Regions from separate parts of the Mus musculus genome. Here region 2 is linked to region 1. The links are chromatin loops, found by intact Hi-C in ENCODE. Cell type or tissue: heart. All regions are shown on one strand. Each heading gives the region's core, and the rest is flanking DNA. Links, peaks and the distances in the headings are about the cores only. Region 1 overlaps Rarb (retinoic acid receptor, beta). Region 2 overlaps Gm32121 (a long non-coding RNA gene).

Region 1 (16,416 bases), core at 3,130-11,129:
TTCATGTGACCTTGGATTTTTCAAGGTTAGCATGCATTGTATCAGTAACATACACTCTTAGTTTGTTGCACACACTGGACACTCAGTAGATACTTGAGAAATGAATTAATGGACATTCAAAAACATGATCTCTTTCTTTTCTTTTCTTTTCTTTTCTTTTCTTTTCTTTTCCTTTTTGTTTGTTTGGTTTTTTGTTTGTTTGTTTGTTTGTTTTGGTTTTTCGAGACAGGGTTTCTCTGTATAGCCCTGGCTCTCCTAGAACTCACTTTGTACAGTGGCTGGATATGACCTGCAAAGTTTAACCTCTAGTGGCCCTGGCCCTTCTCTAACTAGACCACATATCTGAATGGTTCCATACTCTCCTGCAATAGCATCTGCCTGAGACCAAGTGCTCAGATACCATAATCCAGCCCTCCTGACTCCTGGCAACCATCATCTCAAATGCTCTGGTTGGGGACCTCTCGAAGGGAGTGAGAGAGACATAATAAGTTCATCAGCGGTCAGACTCTCCCTGCTGGGCTGCAGGACAATCTTCAGGCTAGTGTACCCCTGTCCTTCAGCACTCCGAGCTGCCTGCAGCAGACTGGAGTCCCTTTATTTTTACCATCTCTGCCTAGACCTGGCTTTGTTTTCAGTGTAAGGAACTTCAAACCCTTTCTGGAATACACATAAGCAATAGCAGCCACTGCACATCCTCTGCAAGCGAGCTCCCAGATCTGAATTCAGCATGTGTTAAAAGCTTTTTATAGGGAGGCAATGTTTCAAAGGCAAGAACCGTCCCATCCCTCTCCCAGGACAGCACACGTGTCAGGTGCCTGTGGCATAAGTGGGCAGGGAAGAACCAGACAGCAGACAACCGCTTCTGCCAATCTTTCACTGTAGCTTTTATTCCTTTAATTATAGTCAATTAGGGACACATTAGCAGATCCTGGGAAGAAGCCAGAATGGATGAGACAAGGACACAGATACACACCTACTACCGTCTACCCCAGACCTAAGCAGGAAGACCACTACCAGGCACTCTGCTATCTCTGATGCTGCTTAGGTGGCACTTAATCATCCCGTAAGCCTGGGCTCCTCGTCTCTATAATGATGATATTGGTGGTATTCATGTGTAGCCAGATGGTTGGTTCTGTGAGAAAAGGGTCTCAGCGAGTCTTTGCAGTTTCTGGCAGAAAGAGTATGTAGAGTGGAGGGTTGTCCCCTGCCTGGATCCTGTGAGTAGCTTGACATCATTTAGAGTCACAGAAAAGTTGGCAACTATGAGTCTAGTTTCCGAGGAGCACAGGCATCTTTGCCATTTGCTGCTCTTCACCCTATCATGGGGTTTCATGGGACATAAGCTGACCTGGGAAAGGTTTGGAAACTTGAACCATGAAGATTCACGGAGCTTTAAAGCCCAGAATATTGGCCACAGACAGAGTCATGAACTTACCAATAGGCTCTGAGAGACAAGCATTAAAATAGCAAGATTGTAAGCAATTCTAGGCATGGCTTGCTTTGTAGAGAAATCACATGTTTGGCCAGGAAGGAGAAAACCTAGAACTCAGAAACTCTGGCTCCTTAAGAGAATTGTACTACCCAGGTTGGGGTAAGACACTTGGGGTACCATGAGACCAGAATTCTGATACCCTCTGTTGCCTCAAAGCTCTGTCACCTTGAACCAGCCCATAACTTCCTCCCTCATAGTCCTCTGTATTGCACATACCTGCCTGCCATTTTCTTATTCTGCCTGCTTTTTCCCAGCCAGATGTACTCAGCTCTCAGTACTCAATAACTTGTAGAGTTACCTCAGAAAAGTTCACTACCTGGGAAACTTGAAGTAGCATTACTTTTGTCTCTAAGGCCAAAAGAGTGAAAGTATTCACTCAAGAGGGCCCTCTGACAATGCTAGGGTTCCCCACCCATGCCTTCTGCCTTTGGTGACTGTCTTTACCTTTGCTTGATTTAGAAAGCATTGCTGACTCCCTGAGCACCATCTAATTTGGCTCTTTTGCTATTTACCTTTGTTCTCCCACTGTCATGAATGCCTAGCTGTTTCCTGACAATGCACATGGCATCATGTGGTGTCTAGGGTTATGTTTAGCAGCCAGAAAGAGGCTAGCCTCACTTACGGCATCCTCAGCATGATGGAGCTGGGACTCTGTAGCTATCTCATGAGCATTTCCAACCATGAAGGAAGTCACAAACACAATGTAAAGTTTAAGGGAAATTGAGTTCTCACTAGGAAATAAAAGAGACAAAACACCAAGAAAAAAATGTCCCTGCCACAGCTCATCTGGATGGGTGACTACTGTCTCCTTTGCTTACCCAGGGACCTGGTACAGGTCACTGCCCTTTTCTGGGTCTTAGCCTCCTTTTCAGCCAAATACGGCTGTAATGGTGCCTAGCTCTTGGGAGTGTTCAGGAATGTACTGCAGGGCACATATGTATGTGCATGATGGAGAACTGAAAAACAGAAGACAGAACTACTTCACTGAGAGGACTTGGAGGGCACTCTTGGGATGTGCAAATGACTCCAGGACAAGGGAGACTGTTCAGGAGAGACTCACGACATTCCCACAGACCTTCAACTCAGTTTTTCTGAAGAAATTCTGTAGCCAATACCCAAAATCCCAGCCCTTGGGATTCAGAGAAAAGATGATTGCTAGACTGGGCTGCACTGTGACCCTGACTCAGGGGAGCAGGGCTGGGATGTTGCTTGGTATAGAGTACTTCGAGGACATGTATATGGCCCTGGGCTCTTTCTACAACTCCACAAAGAAAAGGAAATTTTCTTTTTACTTCACTCATCCAGGAGCTCCAATTGACCATCATTGGGTTTCTAGACAATGGAAATCTTGCTTCTGTTGGTTAGTATTTTTCTGAAAGTGATGTCAGTCAGAGAAACAACAGAAGGGGCTGTGCCATGGCAGAAGGTATCATTTAGCTGGATTGACAGGGCACTCCAGGGCTCAGCATTTTGGGAAATTTACATGCTCCCAGGGGACTTCCCAAGCAGGCAACAATCTTGCCATACACAGCAAGGCCTGACTCAGCCTGTGTCCTTTCTCTTCCTCCTCCCTCCTCATCCTCTTCACACATCCTCACCTGCTCTGAGCATCTTCTCCCTCACCCCACTCAGTGCTTGCAGTAGCTGCTTTCATCACCAGGCCTAGCAGGCCACACTCTCCACCTACCGCAGCTGGAAGATAATATAGGAGTCATTTAAAGCCTCGTGCATATGAATCCCGCAGTCAGGATAATAAAACAGGGGGTTACTTTGTGGTTTTTTATTAAGTGCCTTTTGCCTTCCGTTTGCATAATCACAAGCTGGAGTGACAGGCCCTTACTGAGTTGTTCACTGTTTTAATAGAAGGGGCCATAGCTCACCTCCCACTCCTAGTCTTGCATGATGGAGCAGTCCATGCAAAGCTGATGAATATTTCCTTCACACTGGCTGCATCCAGCAATGTCATTTTTTCCAGATGGATACTCCATTGTAATGTGATTTCCCACCAAGCTCGACTGTCCTTCTCTTCCATGGCATATTTCTGTGAACTGGATAAACTGCCTATTAAATTTAATTATAGCCTGACTGGCTGCATGCCTTGATCTTGCACACACATACCTCCGAGTGTACTGTGATCCTTGAGGGAGACATAAAATTAATCTGGAGGATAGCTTGTTTCCACAGGGACACTATGGAAGCCGCAATACCACCACTATGCTGAGGCCTTCTCTAGACTCCCATCTTCAAACTCTTCCTCTGGATTCCTTCTGATGTGAGAAGCAAAGATAACTTTTTGAACTTCTATGGACCAACTTGACTGAAATAGGACAGTGAAGCCATTGGTTTACAATGCATGGTTGCCTTTGCAGAGCTAGGGGCATTTGTAAAGAGGGTTGCACAGCAGGCCTAGGGAGCCTAATCTCTCCTTGTGTGCTTCAGTTTGCCTTGGAGTTCTAGAGTTCATGAAGAGGTCTAGGCTACTTACCAGAGGAATAGCTCTTGTGTTTAGCCTCTTCGCGTCTCTTCCACACAATGACAGTTGTTCTGTGTCATCTCAGACAAGCTTGTGAGACTGTCACTAAACTTAACTAAGCTCTACTCAGTGCTCATTGTATCCTCTGTATGATAGGCAGTGACAAGCCAAGCAAAGGAGCCAAGGACTATATGTAGATGGGGAAGCCACATAGGGATTTAGAGGCAAGCTGTAAAAGCAGCCACGGGCTGTGCAGGGGAGCGGGAAGGTGGTCAGTTTTCATAGAAGGCCAAGGAAGGTATAACAACAGAAGGTTAAACTGACCACAGACTCAAGGGAGTACATGATGCAGGGATAAGAGGCAGCTATCTAGAAAGGGAGACTCACGGTGTAGAGGCCTGAGGCTAGTCCTTGGTCAACCTTCAGGTAAAGCAAGGAGAGACATGAGAGGCTAGAGCTGAGAGTTGGTGGGGACAGTGTGAGCAGGGGTGAACTCTAGGAGGAAGGAGGGGATAGGAGGAAGGAGAAGACTGCAGGAAGGAAGGAAGAGGGAGTTGAAGGCTTCTAGGATCTTCTGAGGAGACCACTTCTCAGTTACTTTCTAGATCTGGAGAACCCTTTCCAGATGTTGGAATTTCACTGAATTGACAAAAGTTCAGAGGTCTCTGGGATTTGATAGGACTTTCCTTCCTTGTATCCCTCTCCATTATCCCCTTGTCTCCCCTCCCATCACCAAAGTGATTTGGGCTTCTAGTTTCATGGAAATGAGGGAGATGATGGCAGAGATGAGGGAGAAAATTCTGAGAGAGATAATTACAGAAGGAGGAGATGGTCAGAGACTAGACCTGGGCAGGAGGTATCTGTTACACTCACCTTATGGATGCCATACCTAATACTTCTGTTGCTCTGGAAGCCTGATAGGCCCAGGCCTTTAGATGTGACATCATACATGGTTGAGTGTCACTTTTTGACCTTTGTTTTTCTTAGGAGACATTTCAGTGCATCATGGAGGCTGAATAGTATACTGTTGCTATGGTCACTGCAAGCTACCTTCTGTTCCATCATGTCCCTGTAATGGTGTCTGTGGCCACTGTAGGCTATGTCCTGGTTCCTTAGACCCCTGACTCAGTGGTTAATATTCTCCTTATTCTGTTGCATATACCAAGCAGCCAGCATCCTACCCTTGTGTGACTCAAGGTGTTTTCTAAGCATGGCTTGCAAACCACAGTGCCACCATTAAATAAAACAAGCCTCCTGAACACTTTACTGTTCATACTTTGCACTTTCTCCTGTTTATTAGTCTCTCTTCTTTATTTGTTTGAAATGGAGCTCAGAGAAGGTTTCCACCTCCTCCAATAAACGTCTTGTAGCTATCTTGTTTTATCTAAGTTTAGCTTCTGGAGTATAATTTTCATGATATAATGTGTCATCTTCTAAGAAGGTATGAATTGGCATGTTGCAGACTCTTCTCAACATTATAGAAAGGCTCCCTCCTCACCTGTGACAGCCTGCCCCACCCACAGTCCCCTGAAGGCATTGCCCTATCCTTCCACCAGTGCGGTATCACCTTTTCTACAATGATCTGGTCCTGTGTATCTGTCTCCTCCCTTTAGTACAATGCTATTGGCGGCCACAGATGTGTGCCTGCCTCCTTTTGTTGATGGCACCTTCCCACTCACTACATAGTCATTATTGAGCACCGTAACATTATTGAACATTGGCTTCCTCTCCGCAGCTGCTCCTGTGCACTGTCAAGAGTGGCTCCTTGGCTTTACATAGTATCTGGGGCTCAGCATGGCTGTTGCGCTGCTCACCATGTTCCTGTGTGTCCTATGAGCAGATGCAGAGGTTTCATCTGGCTCAAGTTTGATGTAGGCCAGACTGAAGCCCGGTGGTATGTTCTCCTTAGGATACCCACATGGCGGTAGTGAGCAGTGATGATCCATGTCTAGAGGCAGCACATATACCACAGTAGGTCTGTCATTCCTTCATTACGTGTGGATAAGCACACAGGGAAACTTGCCCTCATTCATTCCCTGGCTGTCTTGAGGCTGCTGTAAACAGCTTGTGGAGTTGAAAGCAGGAATCCGAGGTCACTCCGAGAAAGCAAATATGAGCCCCCTCGTCCCTATGTCCTGACACCATGCTGTCATTCACTTTCCTCTTCCCTTTCTTCTTCTCCCACCTTCTCAGAATTCCAGCGCTGACCACCGGGTCCGATTGGACTTGGGCCTCTGGGACAAATTCAGTGAGCTGGCCACCAAGTGCATTATTAAGATCGTGGAGTTCGCCAAGCGTCTGCCGGGCTTCACAGGTCTGACCATCGCAGACCAGATCACCCTGCTCAAAGCCGCCTGCTTGGATATCTTGGTAGGATCTTTTCTGAACTCTAGGAGGAAGGAGGGGATAGGAGGAAGGAGAAGACGGAAGGAAGGAAGGAAGGAAGGAAGGAAGGAAGGAAGGAAGGAAGGAAGGAAGGAAGGAAGGAAGGAAGGAAGAGGGAGTTGGAGGCTTCTAGGATCTTCTGAGGAGACCACTTCTCAGTTACTTTCTAGATCTGGAGAATCCTTTCCAGATGTTGGAATTTCACTGAATTGACAAAAATTCAGAGGTCTCTGGGATTTGATAGGACTTTCCTTCCTTGTATCCCTCTCCATTATGATCAGGAGAGTGACTCCTCACTGGCCTTCAGTGATGGCCTGCTACCTAGTATCTGTATACCCTTTTGTAGACCAGGTAGGCCCTAGGGAAGGACTGGAGACTGCTGGAGCTCACCAGGCCTAAGGCCTTTACGGTGAGAGAAGGCAGGCGTTCTGTGGGATGATGTGGCAGAGGGTATGGAGCACATGTAGGTCTGGACAGTAACAATAAGCACAAGGAGGGAGTACCTTCTAGAGTAGAGAATCTACTTGCGTTCCATGGTAGGGTGCAAACACCCTCTCCCCAACTCTGACCCTGACTTCCTCCTAACCCCTGCAGTCTGCTGCCTCTGTTCCTGTCTATGGCATGATGGCTGTGTAGCTACAAACACACTGTATTATAAGAGGGCTTTCCTTGAGTCAGATTCATTACCCCTCAGCTTAAACTATAGGATGTTCATCTGAAAGACTGGGTATAGGGCATGCTAAGTATCTAATAAAGACTTCTTATAGTTACCTTCCTGTGGATACAACCAAATATCTGAAAGACACAAGTTAAGGGAGTTCTATTTGAGCTCATGGTTTGAGAATAGAAGCCACAATGATAAGAAAGCCATGTATGTAGGACTGTGAGGCAACTGGCCACATTGTACCCAGAGTCAAGAAAATGCCAGCTTTTTGTTGTTGTTGTTGTTGTTGTTGTTTTCAGTCTGAAAGCTCCTAGTCTCTGGAGTGTGTGCCACACACATCCAGGGTACATCTTGTCTGATTAGTTTAGCCCTTGTGAAATACCATCACTCAGACATGCCTAGAAGTATGTGTGTTCCCATAGCAAGTTTAGATCCCATAAAGTCGACATGAAGATTAGCTATCACAGTTGGTAAGGATCATCCTTACTTATTTTTGGTTGACTAAACTTTTGAAAATAGAATCTTGTTAATCTTCTTTGCACTAGTACCTGGCTTAGTGCCTGAGAGGTAAGTACTCAAGAAATAGATATTTCAATCAAATGATGATTTATTTTAGTAAAAAGTTATTTCTCAAAATGTGAGTCCTACATATTATTCCTATCAACCTCAACAGTGGGGCATACTGTCCAGATGACCCAGGCTCCTTTTTCTTCTACCATAGATCTGGTCAGTGCTGTCAGGGCAGGCCGTCATAAATGATGCAGCAAGTGTACATGCATACTTTTTTTTCTTCCAGATTCTCAGAATTTGTACCAGGTATACCCCAGAGCAAGACACCATGACTTTCTCTGATGGCCTTACACTAAATCGAACTCAGATGCACAATGCTGGCTTCGGTCCTCTGACTGACCTTGTGTTCACCTTTGCCAACCAGCTCCTGCCTTTGGAAATGGATGACACAGAAACAGGCCTTCTCAGTGCCATCTGTTTAATCTGTGGAGGTACTGACTCCTTAGAAACCGTCACCAGACCCCAACAGAGCAATTACAAAGGCACAGAAGAGATCTCCACTGGGGTTCTTTGGCATGAGAAAGGCGTTGTACTTCTTTCTGTTGCAAACTAAGTACTGGTGTTTGAGCTCCTTCTGCCAAAACAAAAGAAATGCCAAAATGAGTTTGTTCTGTTTCTCTTGTGGGAAACAGGTGCTTTTGTAAAAGCAGGATTGTACTGCTGTGTGCCTAAGGACATTTTAGTGATGACCTACACAAATCACATGTTATTTGAATTCAAATCACCTCTTGGTCTTCCCCACCATACAGGTGCCTACCTGGTGGGCTGGAATAAAGTATGGCCCCTTCTTTGTAGTGACCCCTGCTGGCTAACCAGAAGCCAACTTTAGTTCAAAAGTAATGGTTGTAATGAAGGGGAAAGGTTATCTACCTGGCTTTTACAGGCTGCCCAGGGTTCTTTTGTTCAGCTCAATACTGACACCATCTGGCCATGAGAGGTAATTCTTGCCTCTGGGCCTGAGCAAGTGGACATCAAATGAGCTTACTAAGGGGGCATCTTCAAGTGTCACTGCTTAAAGCAATTGCATTTACTCAATTTAGTGTACAACTGAGTCACCAAATAAAGCCACTTTACAGGAGGAATAGGAGACAAGGAAAGATAGCCAGCAGTCTCTGAGCCTGTCTGATCACTAAACACTGAATACTTTCTCCTGCTATCCAGACCGCCAGGACCTTGAGGAACCAACAAAAGTAGACAAGCTCCAAGAACCACTGCTGGAAGCACTAAAGATTTACATTAGAAAACGACGACCCAGCAAGCCTCACATGTTTCCAAAGATCTTAATGAAAATCACAGATCTCCGCAGCATCAGCGCGAAAGGTATGTCTTCAAAGGTGGAAAGCAGAACAGAGCTTGGCCAACTTTTGCTTTTTAAAGCCCATATTTTAATATCAGGAGTCCCATTATTGCTTAAGTTGGGATGTCTATCTCATAGAAATCAAAAGGAATTAGCCTTGTCTGAGCACTCATGTGTGTGTAGTTAAGAGCACCTCAGGTTTCCTAAGGAAGACATTTTGATGGTGTCTCTGGTGGGAGATAGTAAAAGCAGAAAGCAGATACCACTACCCAGTGATATTAAGAGATAATTGTTTTAGAATGGATGGCTGGGTAGAAGAGCAACTCTTCAGAGATGATGTGTTTTTTAAGACTGTTATTATTGCTGGGGCTCATATGCATGCCCTTGGAGGTTAAAGGACAATTACATGGAGTCACTTCTCTCCCTCAATCTCTGTGACCTTTCTAGGGCACCAACTCAGTCAAGCAACTTTCAGAGCAAGCTCTGAGCCCTCACCCCCGCTCCCTTTTTCCAGGTTTTATTTTTGATTCCGTACATTTCATTCCAGCTTTTCAAATAACTTAGGCTTCTATACACTCAGCCTATTTTTCCATGGCACCCTAACAACCCTAGGCAAATGAAGGTCACTGTGGCTGCAGCTCTGGTGTAGGCACTTCTTCTGAGTACAGGAATTCTTGCCTGGCTGAGAGATATAAATACTCTTGCCTCATGATTCTCAGTCTATGTGGCAACTCAGGCAATTACAGAAATGCCTAGAGGCATCTCATAGCTGAGTGCAGAGGACTTTTCTATCGAGATGACTCAGCCAGCCACGCTATTACATATCATGTTCCCTCCCATTAGCAGATTCTACACCTCAGGATCTTGGCAAGCCAAGACACAAAAGTGCTTAAATGCACAATGAACTTGCTTGACAAGAAACCTCAGTTCTTGTTTTTTAGTTTTTTTGTGGGTTGGTTTTGTTTTTCTTTTTTTATTCATTTGGTAGTTTGGTTTGAGGGAGCCGAGGGGAACATTCTAAGTTCATTTCCACCACAGGATTAAGAGAAGCAAAAAGACACTAGTACTTGAATGGATGTAATTGAATGAAGTGGGGAGAGAGAGAGAGGAGAGGGAGAGGAGGAGGGAGGGAGGGAGGGAGAGAGAGGGAGAGAGAGGGAGAGAGAGGGAGAGGGAGGGAGAGAGAGGGAGAGAGGGAGAGAGAGAGAGAGAAAGTGTGTTCCTATCACCCTATATATATCCACGCCAGTGACCTGAGGACTAGCAGCCACATACAGAAATGTCCCAAGCCCCATACTAGCAGTAAGTCCAGCAACGCTAGCCACATGGTTCTGAGGTAGTTTTGTTATTGACATATTTCCACCTAACCAGCTGCATGTTGGGGGTGTGTGAGGTGTGGTGGCATGAAACCACCTGGTGCTGGACTGGGTTGCAGAAAACCATCACATACTGTGACTCAAGTCAATCTTTCCATTGTGGAAACTGCCCATCCTTTCACCTTTATTTTCCTGATCTTTCATCAGTGACTTCTCTTTGTAAATTTTATATTCCGAATTTGATTGAAGCACTGCAACTATCAAATATGCACATCACACATCTCCACTTCTTTTTCTTAAAGACTGAGAACCTCTAGTGTGCCCTATTAGTACTTATTCTGTTTTCAAAGGCAGTGGTGGATCAGCCTGTGCCTGAGAACCAATCTAACTGGGATCTCGAAGCACACTTGACATTCTGGTGGCTGACATTCCCACAGTAAACACCTTATAGTTTTTTCTTCCAATAAGTTGGTTCTTCTCAACAAAGACACATGTGACTTGATACATGTATTACACAACTTTTACACACCTGAAGGTGAATGTTGGTTTCTTAGTATCTAGCTGAGCCCTTATCTGACAGGTGTTCTATTATCTCTTGAAAAAGGTGCCGAACGTGTAATTACCTTGAAAATGGAAATTCCTGGATCAATGCCACCTCTCATTCAGGAAATGCTGGAGAATTCTGAAGGACATGAACCCTTGACCCCAAGTTCAAGTGGGAATATAGCAGAGCACAGTCCCAGCGTGTCCCCCAGCTCAGTGGAGAACAGTGGAGTCAGTCAGTCACCACTGCTGCAGTGAGACATTTCCAGCTGTTGCAGACATTCCCCAGGACCTTCAGTTCCAGATTGAAAATGCAAGGAAAACATTTTTACTGCTGCTTAGTTTTTGAACTGAAATATGTTAAACTCAAAAAGGACCAAGAAGTTTTCATATGTATCAATATATATTCCTTACTGTATAACTTCCCTAGAAATACAAACTTTTCAAATTCTGAAAATCAGCCATTTCATGCCACCAGAATCTAGTTTAAAGCTTCTACTTTCCTCTCTGAATAGTCAAGATGCATGGCAAAGACCCAGTTGAGATGATTTAGCCCTGGTTAAGTTTCTGAAGACTTTGTACATATAGAAGTACGGCTCTGTTCTTTCTATACTGTATGTTGGTGCTTTCTTTTGTCTTGCATACTCAATAACCAAGACACCGAGGTTGTGGAGTAAACCACTGTACATCCACTGTACGTCCTGCTTTCATGAATAACCAGGCCTCACGGTAAGGAACCAGGGCCTCTGTACAGTACAAGATGACACTAAAGACACTCTGGTTTAAGTAGTGTGGAAGCTTCTCCTTGCTTTTTGATGCTCTCAAGCTTCATTCTTTCCCTTATGTTGCCCAGATAGAGTACACCACTTCACTGCACTAGCAGAATTCTGTATCACTGAAACTGCCAGTTCAGTTAATCCAACATCATTGTTCAATTGTTAATGATGTCACTTTAAATTAAAAGTGGTTTGTTCCTTAATGACACAACTACCGAATGAAAAAAAAAATGAAGCATTTTTACAGTCATGATAGCCTCCAAGGCAAAAACACTGTCCAGTGTTAATAAGTTTGTTTACCTGTTCACAAGCCATTGGAGAAATATCACAGGATAATCAGCAAGTTAGTCTGCCGTCTGGACTCTAGTAGCCCAGTGTCCTTGCTGACTCAGGCCTGATCCTGGGATTTCCCCCAGTCTTGATGCTTGAAGGTATGGGCAAGTGGCCTCCTCTGGCCTTGTTCAATCACCATGATGCAGACTGACAGCTCTGGGAGAATGAGTGGTTGACAGACTCAAGTGTCGGCTTCTGAGTTCTCATGTAAGCACTAGTGGAATTTTTGTTTGTTCGTTTTTGATATATTAGCAAAAGTCTGTGATGTACCACTAGCTCTGTTTGTACATTGAGATGGTTTAACAGTGCTTTCTATGTTCATATACTGTTTACCTTTTTCCATGGAGTCTCCTGGCAAAGAATAAATATATTTATTTTAAAGGTGTGTGGGAGCTTTCACTACGGTTTCACCTTCAGTAAAGAGTCTAAGAACACAGTTCCATTTTTAATGTTTAAATTTCATTTCAAAAAGCAGATCTGTAGTCTGCAATCATGACAATTAAAATCTGTGCTAATGCACGGTAATCTATAACAATTCTACAAGCCAATCAGACAACACATGACATTTCAATGAGTAAAAAAGAGCATAAAACTGTATGTGTAAGAACAAAATGTTAAAAGGCCTACCACAATAATAAAAAACCATCAATTACATCATCACATTAAAATAAGCCAGATGTACAAAATTCTGAGACAGAAAAGACAAAGGACAACACAAGGTATTTTTGAAAAATGTTCGTGCTCTTTGGGCACTTAATTAAACATTGCAAAATCAACATCTTCTTCTTCATCAGACTCTGCAAAATATTTTACTTCTTTCCTAGCCCGACCAGTCCGTGGGAGAGCCGGTGGTTCAGAAGTGAAGTCTGAGGGGAAGATGTCTACATCTGAATCCTGATCAAAAGATGTTTTCTTCGGTTTCTAACCACCCACCAAAAACAATAAAAAAGAGAAGGTTAAAAATCTCAAAGTAAGGAAAACACAGTGTTAAGAACTATTATTCCTTATACTTACATTTATGGCATATTACCAATAGCCATAGTTTTAATATTATAATTGACATGCTAACTTTAGACTAAAATGAATTATGGAAGAAAAGACAGATTAGCTACGGTAATTGCCTACCTTGGGCTCTTTTGTTATCAAGAGCCCAGTTAAACTCTCATCAGTGCAACATTACTAATCCAACACTTTATTATTAAACAAGTGTATACATATCCACATCAGAAAATATTGAGTTACCCTATTTTTAAGAACATATTCAGAATTTATGGGAGCAGAACAAGACTATGCACAGTATATAGCACACACTAGCACAAGTATTGATAAGAGTATTTAAAAAGTCACAGAGTAGGTAAGAAATAGAGAAGGGAGGTGATGGAGAGGACGGATCTCTAAAGCTATAACCATCTAGACGTGTATTTGTAAGTTTTATGAGGAAGATAAAATAAGTGGCAAAGAGAGTGCAGCTAAGGTCACTCAAAAGAAATGAGGTTTCTAAAGGGTCAGATTAATTAGAAATACTAGGCATAGTCAAACAAATTCATTTTTTTAAAAATCAAATTAATCCAAGTTCATAAGAATATTCTACTATGCAAGTACAATAGTTCAATAGATGAAACAGAAGGTTCTGACTAAGTTGACTTATGGTGCTCTCTTTGCATAAGAATTAGACTACTTATACAAATAATGATGTCTCCTGTTGTTGCTCTGACAGGGCAGCTGCATCAGGGAGCTACCACATGCAGTGCAGATCCTGAGCCAGGCTTTGGGGCGCTTCTGCTTACCTTGCTGGCTGTTTTAGATGGTTTCCTTCCAGGGTTATAATCACCTTCATTTTCTGAGCCTGATGCTTTCCTTTTCTTTGCCCCTCGGCCTTTACCTAAAAAACACATGAAAAACCTTTTTCTTCCCAAAGGTAAATAAGAGAAATGCCCAAGCGTTACAATTCTTTCTTTGGCGTCCCCAACAGTGGGACCTGCAACCCTACCTGCATACTATAAATGACATACAGAGACTTGGACAGCATGGAATATATGTTGACTAAAGAGTATTTTAAAAATATACTTAAAACAAGTAAGAAAATCCTGGAAATAAGTTTCAATGATTAAGTTCTGATAAAAGACAAGCATTGTAGAAATACAACTACTGAATTTAGGTACCAAACTTCTTACAAGAGTGAGTAAGTTACCTGTCAAAAATCGATACACTTACAAGGCTTCACACCATGCCTGCCTATATATTGACCTCCATAAGTTCTCTGATAGGTTTTTGTTTTTTGTTTATTTGCTTGCTTTTTTTTTTAAGCTTTCCTCAATAAACCACACACAGGAAGTGAGAGACAGAGGTTGGACAGACCCAAGGAAGCTCACTGTGTTATTTTTTTTTCTTATTTTCATTTCTTATTTTCAGTATATTTATTTAATCTGGTCAATGTTTTAACTCACAACTAATTGTACTAAACTGCTCTATGTCATTCATTAGAATGCAGTATGGTACAATGTGTATGTGAGCCAATTTAAAATAAAGTAGGTACCCTGTCACTAAACTCAATAAAATTGAAGAAAGAAATATTTTCTTTATATCTTATATTTAAGAGTTATACAAAGCCAGTCCTCACCTTTTGGTGTTGTAGTCTTCTTTGGAATGCCAAATTCAGAGTCTGAGTCAGAGTTTATAGTCTCTACTATCTTCTTCTGTTTAGGGGCTCTCTTAGCTTTAGGGGCTGTATCTGAAGGTGGTTTACCTATTAAGCAAACATCCTTTTAGTTGGTCATTGCAATGTACTTACCAACAAACCAAGCTGGTGTGAATTCTATAGCAGTGGATATTATTACTGATATGAGTAGTCATTAAACCAAGAAATGTTTTCTCTCTGCTTGATGCCAATATAAAGATAAATATCATCCCATAGATGATAAAACAAGTATTATTCAATTTGGCATACTTTAATTTTTAGGTAATTCAATTGAGATAGTTTAAGCAAAGAATATTAAAGGAAATTATACCGCATCTTTTAAATATATATTCATGACAAAAAATTATATTTGACACACTAATTATATAACCCATGTACAAGCACACACTAAGTTGTAGCTTATAAATATAATTTAGTAGAGGGAAAAATTTTATTGGTTCTCTTGTCCTCAAATAGAACAAATACAAAGCAACTCATTTCCCTCCAGTAGTTAAAATCAAGACTTGGCATTTTTATCTGGAAAGAAACATGCAAATCCTAGATCCATAGATACAAGGACCACTTTATTACTATTATGTTTACAAAAGAAACCTTGTGTTTATGGTTCATATAAACACTATAATCACTTTGTACTTGTGCAATAAAAATGAGACCGGAAAACAAATGTATTAGACTGACTGAAATGAGTGGCAGAGGTTCCTATTAGAAACTGAAAAACGTTGCTAATACACTGAAAAGCAGAACTGAGTCTCCAGCTGAGATAAAACATAGTGCCCCTCACTGGTGAACAGCAGAAGGAACTGTGCATGAAGAGGGAGCCGAAGACTATGGCCTTTACTCCTTCTGATTACTCATGACTAAATCTACTACAGGAATCCAAAGGCAGCTTCTAGCAGGAATGCATGTTCATCACAACGGGGCAATAGAAAACAGTTTTCTCTGGTCACATTTTCAAGTTTGCAGAAGTTATATGGCACGTTCAACACCTCCCACCAGATACGGGTCAGTTATCTAATCAATATAGGTTGCCTTTTGCTGCAAAATATTGGAACTGCAGAATATAATGTGAATAATAATATCTGTAACTCAGATTAGCACAGGCAGTTCAGTTCTTAGGAGACAGGGCTGTAGTGTGTCTTTTCTTTGAGGTACTATCTGCTAATTGTATTTCAAGAAGGTAGAGAAAGATCTTGCTAGCTCCATCCAACTAGCAGAGAAACAACTAAATAGGCTAGGTGGAAAATGGTCTAGTCTTTTAGTTAATATTAAACTTGAGCTCATTAGCTTAATGAAAGAAACATGGTGACAGATTTCAAGAAGGGATATATGTCCCACAGTATTTTATAAGATGCTCATATGAAGACTTAAAGAAAAAAATCTCTTAAAATATTTTTAAATGTTTTTGCTCTTAAGCACTGCAACCATAGCAAGTGCTCTTAACCACTGACCCATCTCTCCAGCCCCAAAAATGATGTCTTGAAAAGAAATTATAGAATCTGTCTTAGTTTGAGTTCAGAACCTAACTGACCCCAGGATATGGATTCAAGCATAAATATTTACTTAGTAGGTGATGAGAGAAAGTACAGAATTTAGACATTGAAGAGCAAAAGTCAGTCAAGGGGTAAGTTATCAAGCCAGTGCATAGTCTTGAAGCTTAATTAATCCTCTTGAAGAACTTTGGAGAGCCAATACAACAACCCAGACTCAGAACCTGAGAGACTTCTATACCTGCTTCTTTCAATCACTGCTTAAAGGTAGCTAGGTGAGGAGAGAGTTAATAAGAAATGTAGACACTAGGAGGACTGACTGAAAAGTGAGTGCCATAGGGATGCATTATGTGAAATTCCCACATAATAAATAAAAATATTA
Region 2 (16,416 bases), core at 3,931-11,930, 910 kb before region 1:
CTAGCTCTCTGATTCTTGTGCCAATTTAGGACAACTCCCTAACTCCCTGTCACTTCAGATGCATTTCACAAGTCCCCTTACTATTCCTACCCATAGCAGGTATTTCATGTGCATATCACTTTGAGGAGGGTCAAAGTGAGCACTCACAGTACAGAGGACCTCCCTGGCCAGGCTTCCTCTGTCTTTGTTCTTAAGCGATTGCCCATTCAGAACTTCAGATTCATTTCTCACTGGTGTTTTATGGAAATATGTAGATGTTCATAAAAGGTCATGTGTGCCAATAAAGTATCTGAGTAAAAACCACTTTTCCCCCAAGTTTTATAGGTGTGTTTTTTTTTTCCAAAGCAGTAACTGGTACATTGGCTGACAACAGAGGTTTTCGACAAGAGGGTTGGATGGACTCACAGCATGCTTGACCATGGCTTGAAGAGATTCTTCTCCGATAGCATTATACACTGCATACATGGCTCCATCCTCCGGCTCCAGGCATTTTAAGGATAGTCCATTTTCAAACAGGACACTCCCATTTCTCCAACCAATAAGCTCCATAACATCTGAAAGTCACTGGGAAGCTCACTCTTCTAATTCTCCAGCAGTCCTCGTGCCTTGGCTATGAGAGGCCCTGAGTATAGACCTTCACTCACACACTTGCACCCTCAGTGGTCGGCAGCACAGCCCTGTATGCACTCCCTTTGTGTGGTAATTCACATCATGTTCCTATTCCTTTGTGAAAATGTGAAAACCTGAAGGTTTCCAGAACCATTTATACTAGGATCTGATGCTTTCTTCTGGCACACAAGTGCACATGTAGATACAGCACACATGTACATAAAAATAAATGAATGAATGAATGAATGAATAAATAAATAAATAAACATGCTTGATTTGCAAATGACATATAAGACTGTGCATAATTAAAAATAGAAAAATAAATCTTGCCTTTTCCTCAAAGGGCATTTATGTTGCCCAGTCTAATTCATTGTCCTGATTCTCCTGGTTAGAATAGGACAAGAGTAAGAAAGTCCTCTAGTCACAGATTCTAATTACTAATGTAAAAATGACTCAGAAATAAAATCTGAAAAGTAGTGTGTGTTCAGTAATACTTAGGGCAAAGGTTTCTGAAACATAGGAAATTAGAAGCAATGTGCCCAGTATTGTATGTATAGATCAATGTATTATGATATTGTCATATAATATAATGGTGTTGCTATTAAAACATTGCCTCTGATAAATATTTAAATAAACTAAAATGGTTACATTATAAAATGTATCTATCTTGGATCTTGGGGTATGGATATAAACAAAGCATATTCAAACAAAGGGAAAATATTTGCATTCTGAGTGAGACCCTTTGCTAGTCTGCTTACATTATTCAGAATTACCATAAACATTGCAGTTTATGATGTTAATTCAGAGCAAAAAAATAAACACTGGCTGAGATTTATGTGAAAGTTGATTAAGAGTAGTCTATGACTTTATACGTAATATCTCTGACTTGTATGTTGTTCAGTCTCACATTAAGTCTTGCAGAGGCTGCCACAGTATTCATAAAACATTGAACTCTCACTTAAAAAGCTCTAGTTGTGTAAGTGGTATAGAAAATCTTAGCACTTAAATGGTTGAAAATGGTGGTTAAATGGTGTTTTAACAAGAAGTCTCTAAGAAAAAGAATTTAAATATCATGTATCTATAATATACCTACCTACCTACCTACCTACCTACCTACCTACCTACCACCTACCTATCATCTCTCTAGTTACCTATAATCTACCATCTATTTTTCTAGTATACTTTCTTATTTATCTATCATCTAGTTCAATTTATCTAATTATTGATTATCTTTATGCCATTTGTTGGTCTGTCTATTCTGTCTGTCTGTCTGTCTATCTATCTTCTTTCTATCTGCAGATTTAGGAAACTGGCCTGAGTTCTCCTAAAGCTCTGAAGTCTGTCATCTTCAACATTAGGTTGAGGCTTCAACAGGAAGTAATTTTGAAGTGTTAAATTTGAAGACAGTTTACAGACAGAATTTCCTCCTCTTCAGATCATGTCAATCACTTTCTTCATTAACTGAATGCACAAAGTGTGTCCACAAAATGCAGAATAATTTACTCAGTCTACTGGATTAAAAGTCGAATGTAATGAATTCTTTTACAACATCCTCTACTATGGCATTTAAAACTAAGCCCCATGGAATAGCACACTTAAGATGAATCACTGAAAAATCACTACTACAGTAAGCTGAGTAATGATTAACCCTTAAGTTTAAAATGTCTGCATAAGTCTGAAAGCTAAATCATAGATTACCTAGCCAAGTAGTCTTTTCTTTCTATCCTATCTAATCAAACCCTGCTTTAGGGGAAAGTTTAGATGATTTACATTAAAAAATTAGTAGGTTGTGTTCATAAGTCAATCAATGAATGGACCGAGGCCTCAAGATAATTAAAAATAAGTCAGGGACACTTTTGTTTATGACCTGCCCCATCCTTTCACCTCTTTCTCTAAGATGAAAATTCAAGCTGGTTTTGTTGGCATTGCTGGTAGCTGACTCCAACACTATCCAATTACAAAAGTCCTTTTCTTGTCTAAACAAGAGTGGGCTATCGTTTTCTAGAACAAAGGACTTTGTGTGCAAGGTTTCAGACAATATCTGGAGGAATACTGCTTTGACACAACTAGCATGAATGGACATTCTCCCAGGGGCTGAGAATCATCTCAAAGTGCACATGACATCTCAGCCTCCAACCATAATCCAGCTTGGGCATCAGTAGTGCCAAGGCTGAGAGAGCCTACCTCATCAGACACCTTCCATTGTTATGACAAATACCTGTAGCCAATCTTGTGAAGAGAGGGAACGTTTGCTGTTAGTCCCTTTCTTGGATTTCAGTTCACTTCACTGCTGGTCTGAACGCCTTTGGTGAAGCTGTAGCTCATGCTGCAGAACTGCAGGTGCTTCTCATCTCAATGCAGCCAGAAAGCAGCATTCCATTTCAAACAACAATGTGACTCTGTGATGAGCAACTGCAAACTACAGAGTGGAAGTTTCTGTTGTCATGGAGAAAGTAGAAAAACAAAGATGATCACATGATTTTATTCTCTCTTTTGGGATAATGCAAAATCATTTCCTGATTGAGGAGCTGCCCAGGCTTCCTAGGACCAACAGTTACTTATTCTCAGGGTGTTGGAACACAATGCATCAGAGGACACTCCAGTCCAAAACACCTGGTGCCTCCTTAGACTCTGACACTTGAATCAACCAATGTGCCACTTAAGGAATGTTTCTATTTGACCTCTTGCTTTACAATGGCCAGCACTTCATAGTGAGAGCCATGACTCATGACTCCATGGGCCTTGTGGGGAGCTCTGTTCACTCAAGTATGTTGGGGATATGGTCAACTTCCTATTCCTTCCAGTTATCTCTAGATAAGATTCATAAGAATCTTAGCTGTTGTTATACTTAGGTGAATCTCTGGCTTTGACATTTGGACCTGGGCCAAGTTCTGTTCTGGAATCTTAGCTTCTCGTGGCTAAAATAAGTTGTTGGGATAAGGAACTGTCACCATTTGTGTAAGCTCAAGTACTTTGAATACTGAGCTTACAAGAGATTGGAAGAATTTGAAGAATTAATAACGTTTCCCCTGTGAAAGAACAAGCCAAGGGTGGCAGTAAGAAGGCAAGCACTGGGCGATGACGGCAGGATTGGCAGTGAAGAAGCATACAAGCTTCTCAGCTCCTTCAGTCAGGACTTTGAAACATGGATTAATTTTCTGGATTGTTGTATCATCAAAACTTTCTCATACACATGCACATACACATACACAATTTCATATCATTGGCTAACTATCCCATCCATTTATTTGAATTATGCTTTAAAGATTCACGGAACAATGGTGAAGGCAAACTTTGATGTAAAAATCCTTCTCTTTACCCCCACATAACATATACATTTATAATTTAGTTCTTTTCATCTTCTACTTATAAAGGCTAAGACTGAATTTATAGCCATCATTCCAGCCACTGTGTTCTACAATCATTGTTTGTGACTGTAATTCTGAATTAAAATATCACTTTTCTAACTTCAGGGCTATATTTAGATACAACAAAATGATTCAGTCAAGTAAGCAAATAACATTATATTGTCCTTTCTTCCAGGACATTGTTCGTTTCCTTTGAAATTTTTTGAGCAATGGACACATGCATTTTCCATTGAAGACTGTGGGAAACCACCATGTCAGCAAAACACTGCCTACCCCCACAGCACAGGTAGGTGTTTTGGAGACCCCTTTGTTCTTAAATCACCACCACCTTGCTCTCTGAGGCCTTCAAGTGAGTCTTGAAAGGTGGGCTCCTTGGGGGTGGTTAAAGCCCCTCTCAGTTCTCTATTTCTCTTTTCTTTTGAGCAATTCAGTTACAAGATCTTGTGTCCTTGAGTCTAATAATCAGCTCTTCACAAAGGAAGGCCTTTTCCCAGACCACTGCCAGAAGAGTTCCAAATCTTTTCAGCTCAGGCTCCTCCCCAATGTCTGGTTTGTTTTCTTGCCCAAGTTCCAATCAGCAGAGTTGAAGAGGGGTTTCTGGCTAGGATCTCACAGAACCCTCTTCGCTGCCATTCATATAGGCAGGCTTCTCCTAGGGAGCTTCCTGCAGATCCAGCTTCGTACTCGAAAGCCAAAGTGAGTACTTTCAGGTTTGTGTCAACAACATTCTTTATGTTCATTAAGCACTGTGTGCAAACTCTGGTCAGAACATATGGGGGATGCTTAATCATCCCAGTGGCTGCTAGGTGGATGCAGGATGATAACATTACAAACTTATCCTCAGCAACCTGTGAATTTGAGATTACATCAAAGACCCTGTCTCAGAAAAGAAGGAAATAAAATGAAATAAAAAGAAAAAGGAACATTGTCATTTCTGTGAGTCTTCAAGACTGTACCAATTTGAGGACAATAGGCTTGTCATTCAAGACTGAGACACTAGATCTTCAGTCTATTCAGGAAAGTGACAGATGAACTAATGTGTGATAGCTCCAGATGTGATGCCAGGTGATATCTGCTGTGGACTGTAAGAGCCCAGCTCTGTAAAAAAGAACCTGAGGGTTTTGAGGGGGAGGTGACATATCACCATGGCAGAGATAGATAAATTCAATGAGATCTAGAGTATCCTGAGCAGCTTCCCTGTATGCATGCATGCAAGCAAGCATGATCACTTCATCAGCACAAAAAGGAAAGATAAGAATGTGGTCCTATGAAGGCAGAGATCTGGGGAAAGAACTGAAGACTCTCTGCATTTTGAAATGCATGTCTTCATTTATTTATGCTACAGTTCTCTTGTTGAAACCTTTGGTTTTATAAAAAGAAAAGTCATTATTTTAGGGAGGACCATTTGCTAAGGTATAATACCCATTCTTTGCAGACATTGCCCTCCATCCTTTAGTTTTCACCTTGTAACTCTATCTATTCTCACACGAACAGTCCATTCTTCTCTATGGTGTGCTCCTCCCTGCCTTTTCTTGGCTTCACATTGATGCTTCAGTTTGACTGTTGATGATGACCTTAAATGTCCCTTCCTGTACTAGCCATTCCTTACGCTTCAAGATTCAGTTGGTTTCTCCCTTAGCCAAGAAAATTACAATACTCTGTGTATACCCCATCTTAATCTTTAGTATGTATGTTATGATTTTCTATTACTTGTCTCCATTAGGTCTGGATGGGGCCGCTCTAACAGGGTCCCTTCAGCAAAATCTTTCTGGAATATGCAATAGTGTCTGGGTTTGGTGGCTGATTATGGATGTATCCCCAGGTGGGGTATTCTCTGGATAGTCCATCCTTTTGACTTAGCTCCAAACTTTGTCTTTGTAACTCCTTTCATGGGTATTTTGTTCCTTATTCTAAGGAGGAATGAAGTATCCACCCATTGGTCTTCCTTCTTCTTGATTTTCTTGTGTTTTCCAAATTGTATCTTGGGTGTTCTATGTTTCTGGGATAATATCTGCTTATCAGTGAGTGCATATCTAATGATTTCTTTTGTGATTGGGTTACCTCACTAAGGATGATATCCTCCAGATACATCCATTTGTCCAAGAATTTCATAAATTCATCGTTTTTAATAGCTGAGTAGTACTCCATTGTGTAAATGCACATTTTCTGCATCCATTTTTCTGTTGAGGGACATCTGGGTTCTTTCCAGCTTCTGGCTGTTACAAATAACGCTGCTATGAACATAGTGGACCATGTGCTCTTATTACCAGTTGGAACTTCTTCTGGGTATATGCCCAGGAGAGGTATTGCTAGATCTTCTGGTAGTATTATGTCCAATTTTCTGAGGAACCTCCAGACTGACTTCCAGAGTGGTTGTACAAGCTTGCAATCCCACCAGCAGTGGAGGAGTGTTCCTCTTTCTTCACACCCTCGCCAGCATCTGCTGTCACCTGAATTTTTGATCTTAGCCATTCTGACTGGTGTGAGGTGGAAACTCAAGGTTGTTTTGATTTGCATTTCCCTGATGATTAAGGATGTTGAACATTTTTTTCAGGTGCTTCTCAGCCATTTGGTATTCCTCAGTTGAGAATTCTTTGTTTAGCTCGGAACCCCATTTTTTAATGGGGTTATTTGAATTTTTGAAGTCCAACTTCTTGAGCTCTTTGTATATATTGGATATTAGTCCCCTATCAGATTTAGGATTGGTAAAAATCCTTTCCCAATCTGTTGGTGGCCTTTTTGTCTTATTGACAATGTCTTTTGCCTTACAGAAGCTTTGCAATTTTATGAGGTCCCATTTGTCAATTCTTGATATTACAGCACAAGCCATTGCTGTTCTGTTTAGGAATTTTTCCCCTGTGCCCTTCCTTATCTTTGAGACTTTCCCCCACTTTCTCCTCTAATACTTTCAGTGTCTCTGGTCTTATGTGGAGGTCTTTGATCTACTTAGACTTGAGCTTTGTACAAGGAGATATGGATGGATCAATTCACATTCTTCTACATAACCGTCAGTTGTGCCAGTACAATTTGTTAAAGATGCTGTCTTTTTTCCACTGGATGATTTTAGCTCCCTTGTCAAAGATCAAGTGATCATAGGTGTGTGGATTCATTTCTGGGTCTTTAATTCTATTCCATTGATCTATCTGTCTGTTGCTGTACCAGTACCATGCAGTTTTTATCAGGATTGCTCTGTAGTACAGCTTAATGTCTGGCATGGTGATTCCACCAGAGGTTCTTTTATTGTTGAGAATAGTCTTTGCTATCCTAGGTTTTTTATTTTTCCAGATGAATTTGCAAATTGCCCTTTCTATCTCAGTGAAGAATTGAGTTGGGATTTTGATGGGGATTGCATTGAATCTCCCTGTTATAGCTGTCTCATATGAGGCTATACCAGTGCCTGGCAAATACAGAAGTGGATGCTCACAGTCATCTATAAAATGGAACACAGGGCCCCCAATGGAGAAGCTAGAGAAAGCACCCAAGGAGCTGAAGGGGTCTGCAACCCTTTAGGTGGAACAACAATATGAACTAACCAGTACCCCCAGAGCTTGTGTCTCTAGCTGCATATGTAGCAGAAGATGGCCTAGTCGGCCATCACTGGGAAGAGCGGCCCCTTAGTATTACAAACTTTATATGTCACCTCCCCCTTAAAACCCTCAGGTTCTTTTTTACAGAGCTGGGCTCACAGAACAGGGGAATGCCAGGGCCAAGAAGTGGGAATGGGTAGGTAGGGGAGCAGGGTGGAGGGAGGGTACAGGGAACTTTCAGGATAGCATTTGAAATGTATATAAAGAAAATATCTAATTAAAAAACAAGAAAAAAAAGGAAAATTAAAAAAAAAAGGACTGGATGGGGCATCCTATGGGGTGATAGTTTCTAGAATCTCTTTGATAATATAAGACATGGCAGATGCCAGGTTGTTGACTATTGGGCTACAGGATGAAAGAGTTCATAAGCAGACTCTTCATAGAGGACTCACAATTGTCTAAGAAACAGTACACTAATTGGAACATAGACTCCTGAACAGAATGCGCCTAGGCTTTCCTCAATCTAATGTGCCATGCGTTAGTCCATCTGAACTAACTGGTATTGCTAAGATTCAATCCACTGTGGCTCAATCATGACCTAGCAAGTTGCTTCTTTTGTATTTGGGCTTCTTTCCTGGGCCTTCTTCAACCCCAGAAGCTGACAACCCTCTTAGGAAAAAAAACAAAATATAGTGGGTTAAAGAAATCACAAAGCCTGCCCTGGAGCCTGCACACTTGCATGCTCTGAGTGAGCAGGTCACTTGTGACATTGTAGGGTAGGATAGCATGAGAGATCGAATACTCTGGGGTGAAGATCTATGGAGTCATCTTTGAGGCCTGTCATCACATCCAGCTGGGTAAACTTTTTCCTTCTTTTGAGAGAGAAAGTAGAGTCCTTTTCACCTAGCCACATCTCAGGGAGATGTTTCCTAAAGAAAAGGATGAAGCTGTTGTAAACTACACATGAGCTAAATGTGAGTCATTGACAGGCAGTCTTTGATCTATCTTCAGTATTCCACTGATGGTTGGATGGTCTCCTATATGCTTTGGCAATATAAATATTCCTTTTCAGTGGGTGTTATTTTCCTAATTGCAGAGAATAAGTTAGTGTCCAGTGTAGTTTCTGAAAAACAGGCATCTCCTTCATGACAGCCTTTGGCTTGGCCAATAGGGGGCCCTCGGGGAAAGTTTTTAGAGAAAGAAGCAAGGCTCCTACCTTCAAAATGGCAAGCTACACTTTTCATATTGGATCTCCTTGCCAATTGTAAATAAGTCATTTTAAGGATGTTTCCCATTCTGGTTTCCCTTCAGGCAGCTCTTATTCCTCTCCGGAAAAAGAAAAGATTTGCTTTATAGCTAACTGCAGGACTGAAATGACATATAAAATAGCAACAGCAGGGAACAAATGTGTCCCTAAAGTGGCAATATGGTGCCTTTTTGTGTGTTTTAAGGCTTTCTGGTGAGAGGCAATTTTTCTTCTCTGGCTTCTATTTAAATAGTTGTTGAAAATTTAGGAAACAATATTAGGTGTGTTCAGTAATGGGGCCTGACCCAATCTGTTCTGTGTTATTAGTGGTAGGGACACACACACACACACACACACACACACACACACACACTCACCAATATGCCATTTCTTTGACCAGTTGCTCTGATGACATTTAGAGGGCAAAGCCACCAGTTTCATAACTAACACTGTTCCATTACTAGAAGTATTTATTTTAGTTTAGCACATAATTTTTTTCACAAAAATCATTTCAGTTCTATGTCACTAATTGGAAAACTACAGAATAGAAGCATATTTTATTTCCTCGAATCTTCCTATTTTCTTGCTTTTAGTGTAAGAAATAGGCATTCTGACTGTCAAGACTACCTTCTTTTCTTTCTTTCTTTCTTTCTTTCTTTCTTTCTTTCTTTCTGTCAAATAGGACAATTCAAACATTTCTCTTCAAACAAAGAACCAGAAAGCCATAACAATTTCTGTATTTCTCCAAACTTCCTGCAGTATCAATAAATCCACCGGCTGACAGCACAGGGTGGGTTCTACACTGAAGAAAAAGCAAATTGGATCAACAGTGGTGTTCATTACCCTCCATACTGGGAAACTGCTGTAAAGAGAGGCTATTTCCTGGAGGGAAGACCCCTGTGTGACCTGCTTCCTCACTGCCAACCTGCCTGTACACTGTGGGCATAGCCCCCACTTGCCAGCATAGTATTATACAGGCAGAGGAAGGCTGGCATTCTCTTTTTGTTCTGCCTGCTTCCCTTCTGTTGCTCAACCAGTGGCTTCTTTAGCCTCTACACCCTCTACTCACTAAGTTTGAGAAGGACTCATCTCTGAAACTCATAGCTCTGCAGGTGGGAGAAGCTGGGCGGCCATGTGGTCAGATACTACTCCCCTACTCCACACACAATGCAGAGAAATCCTTCACAATGTCCAAGGGCCCAGGAATCCCATTCTTTGTTGGCCTCACACAAGCAGAACACCCTGTGACATGTCTGCTTGGTCATGTCAGTCATTCAGGGTCAGCCAGTAGCTCCTCTCTGTTCCTTCCAGTGGTTCTGAGTCTAGTATGGCAGGCTGAAGGAGCAGTACAGTTCATAATCTCTTAGTATCACAGTTTGGTTTACGGGGACTAGCACTCATGTGTTTTTCTGCAGTAGAGTAAAGGAACAAGAGAAACACTTATGAGAGCCAGAGGTCAAAAGGTCAACGTATTGATTAACTACAGGAAATAGTCCTACTCCTAACCTCCATGAGTACAACTTCATCCAAGCCACATGTGACAATATCTTGTGCTTACTACTTAATATGTACCTAGAGCCAATAAAATATAGTAAAGACTTTTTTGATAGTGGCTTTTTTGTTTTGTGAGTGTGAGGTGTGAGTGTGGGTGTGAGGGTATGAGGGGTGGCTCCTTTTACCTTCTCCCTCTCTTCCTCCCCTGCTCCTCTTCTTTTTCTTTGTCTTCCCACACACACACACACACACTTTGGGGGACAATCTTACTAATTAGCCAAGCCTGACTTTGAACTGGAAAGTCTCCAGCCAGTTTTCCAAATGTTGGAATCCCAGCCATGTGCCACCATGAGAAACAAGGCTCAGCTAATCCCTTAACTAAACTTCATTTAAGTGGAATGGCAAGATAATTGGGGTGCCCAAGGGTGCCTCTCCTGTGACATTTAGCTTTCACACCTGGGAAACTGCCTCAAAGCTGCTGTACATGTTCAGACTACAGTAGTTTCTAAGGACAAAGCAGACAGGGAACCTTCCCTGCAAAGGCAGCCACAGGGGAAGCTAAACAGAATGTGAGGCCTGGGGTGTAGATGTGATCTGTTGCTGACCCATGCAGGTGCCTTGATGTATCTTCTCCAAGTCATACCAAGCAGAGGTACCACTCCTTGGTAAGAAAATGAAATATTGGCAATGTACCTCCAAGGGGATAGATGCTATTTATAAATAGAACAACAGGAAATACAGACAGACGGGAAAAGTTTTCCCTAGAGGCAGCACACTTTTGCAGAACAATAAGAAAAGCCAGTCACCTAGTCCATATTAGAGACCATAGCAGAGGTATGATTGCTACTTGAGGAAGTCCAGCCCCAGAATGGGAGCAGGCTGGACAGGCATTCAGAGTCACCAGCTATGCATAAATGTTTTTACAACATACTTTTATCAATTATTTGGAAGTTTCTTGTCATGTACCCTGATCACACTCAGTTCCAAGACCACTCAGGTATGCCCCACCAAACTTCGTGACATCCCCCAACCCCCAAAAGAAGAAAAACAAAACACAAGTCCAATTTGTGTTGTAGGTATCCTCCCTGGAGCATGGCCATGTCCAGCCCCTTAAAGAAAACTGAGTCCTTCCCTACCCTCACCCCTGCAAGAATCCCTCAATTGTGGAGAGCAAAACTCCAGTATCCTTATCACAATTTTTAAGAGTTCTCTTTGATGGTTTTCTGTCTATATTGTTACTTTGGCAGGGTTGGGGGTGAAGGTGGGGGTGGGGTGATGGGATGTGGGTAGAGGTTGTCACCAAGGCCTATTTCTCTCTTTCTCAACTGTGAGTCTACAGTCATCCATACCACTGCAAAAGGAACTTCCTTGCCTTTTACAGTCAGTGGGAGCACAGATCATGGAGTTCCACATGGTTTTTTGGCAACAGGGGTTTCTGGAACAGCAGGGACCATGGAGAAGTTCAGGGTGAAGACAACAGTAGTAAGTCAAGCATAGAACCCTCCTCAACACCATGGAGCTAGCCCTTTAGGCAAGTTTAGATGTTCAAATTTAAGCCAGTTGAGGGAGAGAATTCTCCTGGAACCCCAAAGAACAAAAGGTCATTAAAGCATTTTGATGACAAAGGTCTCACCTGCAGTGAGAGCTGTAGGTAGGGTCCTTGCAGCTGCCCAGTTAGCACCACCTAGGGAGCTCTTAAATACTGATTCTTTCTTCCATCTAATCAACTAGGGGTGGTGTCCGGGAAATTTATATTTCCAGTGTTCCCAAGATGTACAGGTCTAGTGTACCGGAGGCAAGAACAGTGCTTTGATTTCTAATCAGCTCAATCATACCCTGGAAAACATTCCTTATGGCTCTAGATTTCTCCTGGAGATGGGAATATAAGTCTGGCACTAGATGGTAAGTGGAGCTTATAGTCTTTGGGGAATACAGATAATGTCCTTAGAGATGGCTCTGCAAGAGAAAGATGGAGAAATAGACCATAGCAGGTAGGATTCAGAAGACCTCCAGAGGAGACAACCCCACTGAGGTTCCTAAGCTGATCCTTCCCTGAGAAGTACCCTTGTAATTCATAAAAAGAAGTCAGGCAGCTGCACTCTTCAATGAAGCATCCTGATTGTTATGTGTACTTTAAAGTCATATATGAAAGAATAAGAACAACACAAAGCAGAATGGCTTTATCTCCACCACAAAAAATACTAAAAGAAGTTCATAAGCTGCTGATGGGCAGCTGAATTAAAGCTTCCCTAAACCAGACATTCCTGTATCAATGTTAGAAGAGGAAAACAGTTTCTTTATGGGGATGAAGTGGAAACTCCAAGGATAAATGGATTCCATCAGCTTCATGCAGTTTTAAACAAGCCTGAAACACAGCATGTCCCACCTACCACTTGCATCGTTCTGCTTCTACCTCAAAGAGCCTCCAGACCCAACAGGTCCTCACTGATGCATGGGAGTTACAGGTGACTACAAGTTCTTCTCCCATGGAAGCAGTGGGTCTCTTGATGGTTTAAATTGCCAAGCATGAATTGAATGATGCACATCTCACCTGGTGGCTTTTATTTAATGACATCCTTAGAACGTGCCATGTTTATCTAACTCCTGGTGGAAGTTTAGTAAATAGTTGCCTAGTGAATGAGTGGGTGAGCCAATGAGGCTAGACTCTTCACAGGCATTTGTGTTTTCTTAGTTCTTTTAACAGAGTAATAATTCCTTAATAATGGAAACTAACCTATTAGAAAACATTTTAAAGTCTCTCTAGTAATATTGAGTAAGAAAAGCAATCAGTGACCTTATTCCTTAATAGAAAGCAGTCGCATAGAAACAGACATTGCAATGTAGTTAGTAGTCAATAGCTCTGTTTCTTGCCTAACTCATGTTGCTGAGCAACATGGCATCAGAACGGCTTTATGGCTGAAAGGGGCCATTCCGAACTCTAATCTCCATGAGCCTATGTGCTACCAAGCACATATCTACAGTATGACAGCTTGTCTTGTAGCCCTGCCTCCACATTCACTTGCCTAACATGCTGCATCTTTAAATGATACAGGAGAAAGATCGTTTGTGTTAATTTAGGGGAAGGGAGTGAGGGAACAGGATGATAATAAACTCTTGCTGAACAGTTGACAGCTTTTCAAACATTTCCTCGTAAAGAATAAATCTCTGGAAGACCATTACTCCAGTTTCCTAGAACAAGGATTTTTGATAATGGAGTTCCATCACAGTGACAATGGAGTATGGATCTGGAAATCTGGATTGGCACTTTGGGTGGGGTTCTAACTACAACAGCTTACATGAGAATGCCTGTGCACAGTAGTTCTTGGGAAACATAGATAGGGTCATATCAGGTTGTTCTTTGATGACCTCTGAGTTTATAGTCAATTAAAAGTCTTTATTTTAGCTGGCTGGGACCACAAGCAAGTATTCAGTATGACTCTGAATGTTTCATACCTGAAGTTTTTAAAGGTAGATACCACATCCCTCAATCTTGCTAGGCAGCTACAGGGGGTTTCTCTGAAGTAAGTGATTTGAAGCAAGCAGTTGTAACAGACGATACAATAGCTGTTATGGGGTTCTATACAAATTCATAGTTTAACAGAAGCTAAGTTAGCTAGGACATGCTGACTTTTGTCTCCAAGAATATAGTTGGGTGTATTTCCATGGGATTCTCCACCAAAGAGATCAAATTCTAATTGAACCTGAAATAGCCTCAGCAAGAATACAAGATGGAGGAACTTCTGCACTATCTTGCCCTGCCACAAGATTGCCTGTAGCTGCGAATTAGTTAAATCACTTTGGCTCCTGGCAGGTTGTATGTGCTTGCATCTGCTCAACAGCTCTCTGGATTCTCCAATAAAAGACACACATGCCAGCTAATATGATATGTCTTTACTAGCTCAATGGGTGGGCATTTCTATTCCTCCCCACAGCTAGCATAGTTTTCTTTCTGGCATTCCTGGCTTAACACCTTCTAAATCTATGTTTTATACTTGCTGCCCTGTTACCTTCTGGTTACCCCCCACACACACCTGCCCTCCATAGAGCTGCTTCCCTTTCTACGTAAACTGCTGAAGGTTTCTCTATTGTAGCTCTTGAATCTGATACCTCTGCCTCCAAGTCAAGGTGATTCTCTTCCTCCTTTCTTCTCTCTTTGTCCCTTGCCCACACAATCTAAAAGTCCAGCCCCATCTCCTTGCCCAGCCATTGGCTATATGGCAATTATTTATTATCAGTTGAAGGCAGCTGTGGGCAGGGACTCTCAGGTCTGGAAGCATGACTTTTGGGAGCTGAAATAATATAAAGCATTAGAACCAATTCCCAACATCTCACTTTTCCTGTCCAAATTAAAAAAAAAAAATCTTCTTTCAGATACAAAGTGAGCATAACCGTAACAATTATGTAAATCACAAAGTATTGAATACAATTAACATCCAGCCTATCATATTTGTTAATTAGATAAAGTACTCTATTATTTATCTTAACTTAAAAAGTTAACAATTCTATATCCAAATTACGTTCTGATTTTAATTTGTATTACCATCTGAAAACCATCCTTTCTATATCATATCCCTCAATGTTAAGCAACTTGAGTTTGATTATGACACTATAATTGGTCTTCAACCCTGTAAAAAATCTGAAAACTAAATATTCCCTAAAGATATAGGAAGCACAAAACATAACATATCTTCGAAAACTACCACCTTGTAGAGACAACTGACTACTTGGACAGTCCACCATTCCTCAAAACGGAGCATCAGTTTTCAATCTTCAGGCCCAGGACCATCTGACAGACCCTAAAATGAAGCATTAACTACAAAGGACTTGTTTACTCTGTATTTGCAGAGTTTAACTGTCTACTATCCTGCATTGTGTGCCCTTTCTTGGGCAGTAGATTTTGTCTGTAAATGAATAGGGTAATTTTTGTCCAGTGGATATTTTGCCAAAACTGCAGCAACTCCATATGGAGGTTTTGATGTTCGACTATCCTTTGAACCAAGAAGGGGGTATTGTCAGGAGCAGACATGTACTAGTTAAATGATCTTTAGTAATGAATTAATATTAAATGTCATATTCTGTGGATTTCTGATGTTTTTGAAGACTATCTATTTATATAAAGTATATCTGAATTGTTGGACGTTGACTATTTTTAGTTATTTCTATAGAAATATATAGACATCACCTTAATGTAATTAGATCAGAATCTAATATAACCGCCAGTTTAGATCTGACCCTTAACTCGTGTTACTTTATCATCCTAAGCAGTTTGTACTAGCAGTTATTGAAGGGCTGGGTCTAAACCTTGTAATCTTAAATGGGTTGCATAGGTACAGTGCCTATCTAAGAGTAATAATATTAATTTCAAATTTTGTATCAATATAGGAATTTTACATCAAAGAATACCTTAAACCTGCATCAATCTATAAATTCTGTACCAATGTAAAATTATAAAGTAAATTTGTATCAATTATAAAGATTTCTACCGATGTAAGATTGTGGCTATATAATGTTTTGCTTAAGAATAAATTTAGTAATCCATCCCAGCTATTTCCTTTCTGCTCAAAATTATGACCATTTCCAAATTATCCTTTAAAATGATAACCCAGCTATAATTTAAAGAATAACCATAACCAGACAGCCAAACCCAAGGGATCAGGAAGACAACTCTGCACAACTTCCTCCTGCTGAATGGGGAAACAGGAAATTCTTTAAAGGGGTTGGGAGGGGTAGGAAAATTAGAAAATCTGGACTTAAGGAAGCTAGACTTAGCATCTGTTATCTAGTCTCTGTATGCTTAGAAGGCTCAGGACTTGACTTAGGTTTTGGTTGGATTCGTCTGAAACGCTGTATGAACTGAGGCCATATGGAATCATGAGTTACTCCTGAACCTGTTTTGGAAGCAATTTTCTGGAAACAGCTTTAGGAGGTAGGAGGTGTTGCATGTTGTTTTTAAAAACAGGCTACTGCCTTTTGCCTGTGACTCTGGACCACACTCTGGCCCCTCTAGACTCCTTTTTATTGCACCTGGCTTAGTTTTAGGATTGACTGCAACCAGCCATAACCCAGCTTCCTTTTGAATCTGTGGATAAAAGACACACAAACAGCTTTGTTACCTTAACTTCCCTGCTAAGCACAATTGCTGGTCACAAATATATCCTGGCTGGAAATTCCT

Evidence for each region. A loop is a pair of places that touch in the nucleus more often than their neighbours do. Peaks named below come from ENCODE experiments on the same cell type or tissue, not always from the same donor. Only the 100,000 strongest peaks of a DNase experiment are listed, where the experiment ranks them.
Region 2: a loop joins it to region 1, with 3 times the contacts of the local background. A loop is called at or near these places in 3 of 42 quality-filtered maps.

The regions. Positions count from the first base shown.
Region 1 is chr14:16,426,653-16,443,068 of GRCm38, reverse strand. It overlaps Rarb (retinoic acid receptor, beta), which reads left to right. Exons shown (of 8, transcript NM_011243.2): 5 at 6,159-6,335; 6 at 7,811-8,015; 7 at 8,746-8,904; 8 at 10,802-12,230. The coding sequence ends at 10,998. Top2b (topoisomerase (DNA) II beta) reads right to left here. Exons shown (of 36, transcript NM_009409.2): 34 at 14,470-14,595; 35 at 13,637-13,731; 36 at 12,282-12,770. The coding sequence ends at 12,603. Among named protein-coding and RNA genes, the nearest start is that of Top2b, 70 kb to the right of the region's middle. In heart, for the core only: no CTCF peak of the experiment used is centred there; no DNase peak of the experiment used is centred there; H3K27ac peaks cover 631 bases.
Region 2 is chr14:17,339,742-17,356,157 of GRCm38, reverse strand. Gm32121 (a long non-coding RNA gene) reads left to right here. Exons shown (of 3, transcript XR_383103.1): 2 at 4,153-4,263. Among named protein-coding and RNA genes, the nearest start is that of Gm32121, 60 kb to the left of the region's middle. In heart, for the core only: a CTCF peak has its summit at 8,678 (motif pointing right); no DNase peak of the experiment used is centred there.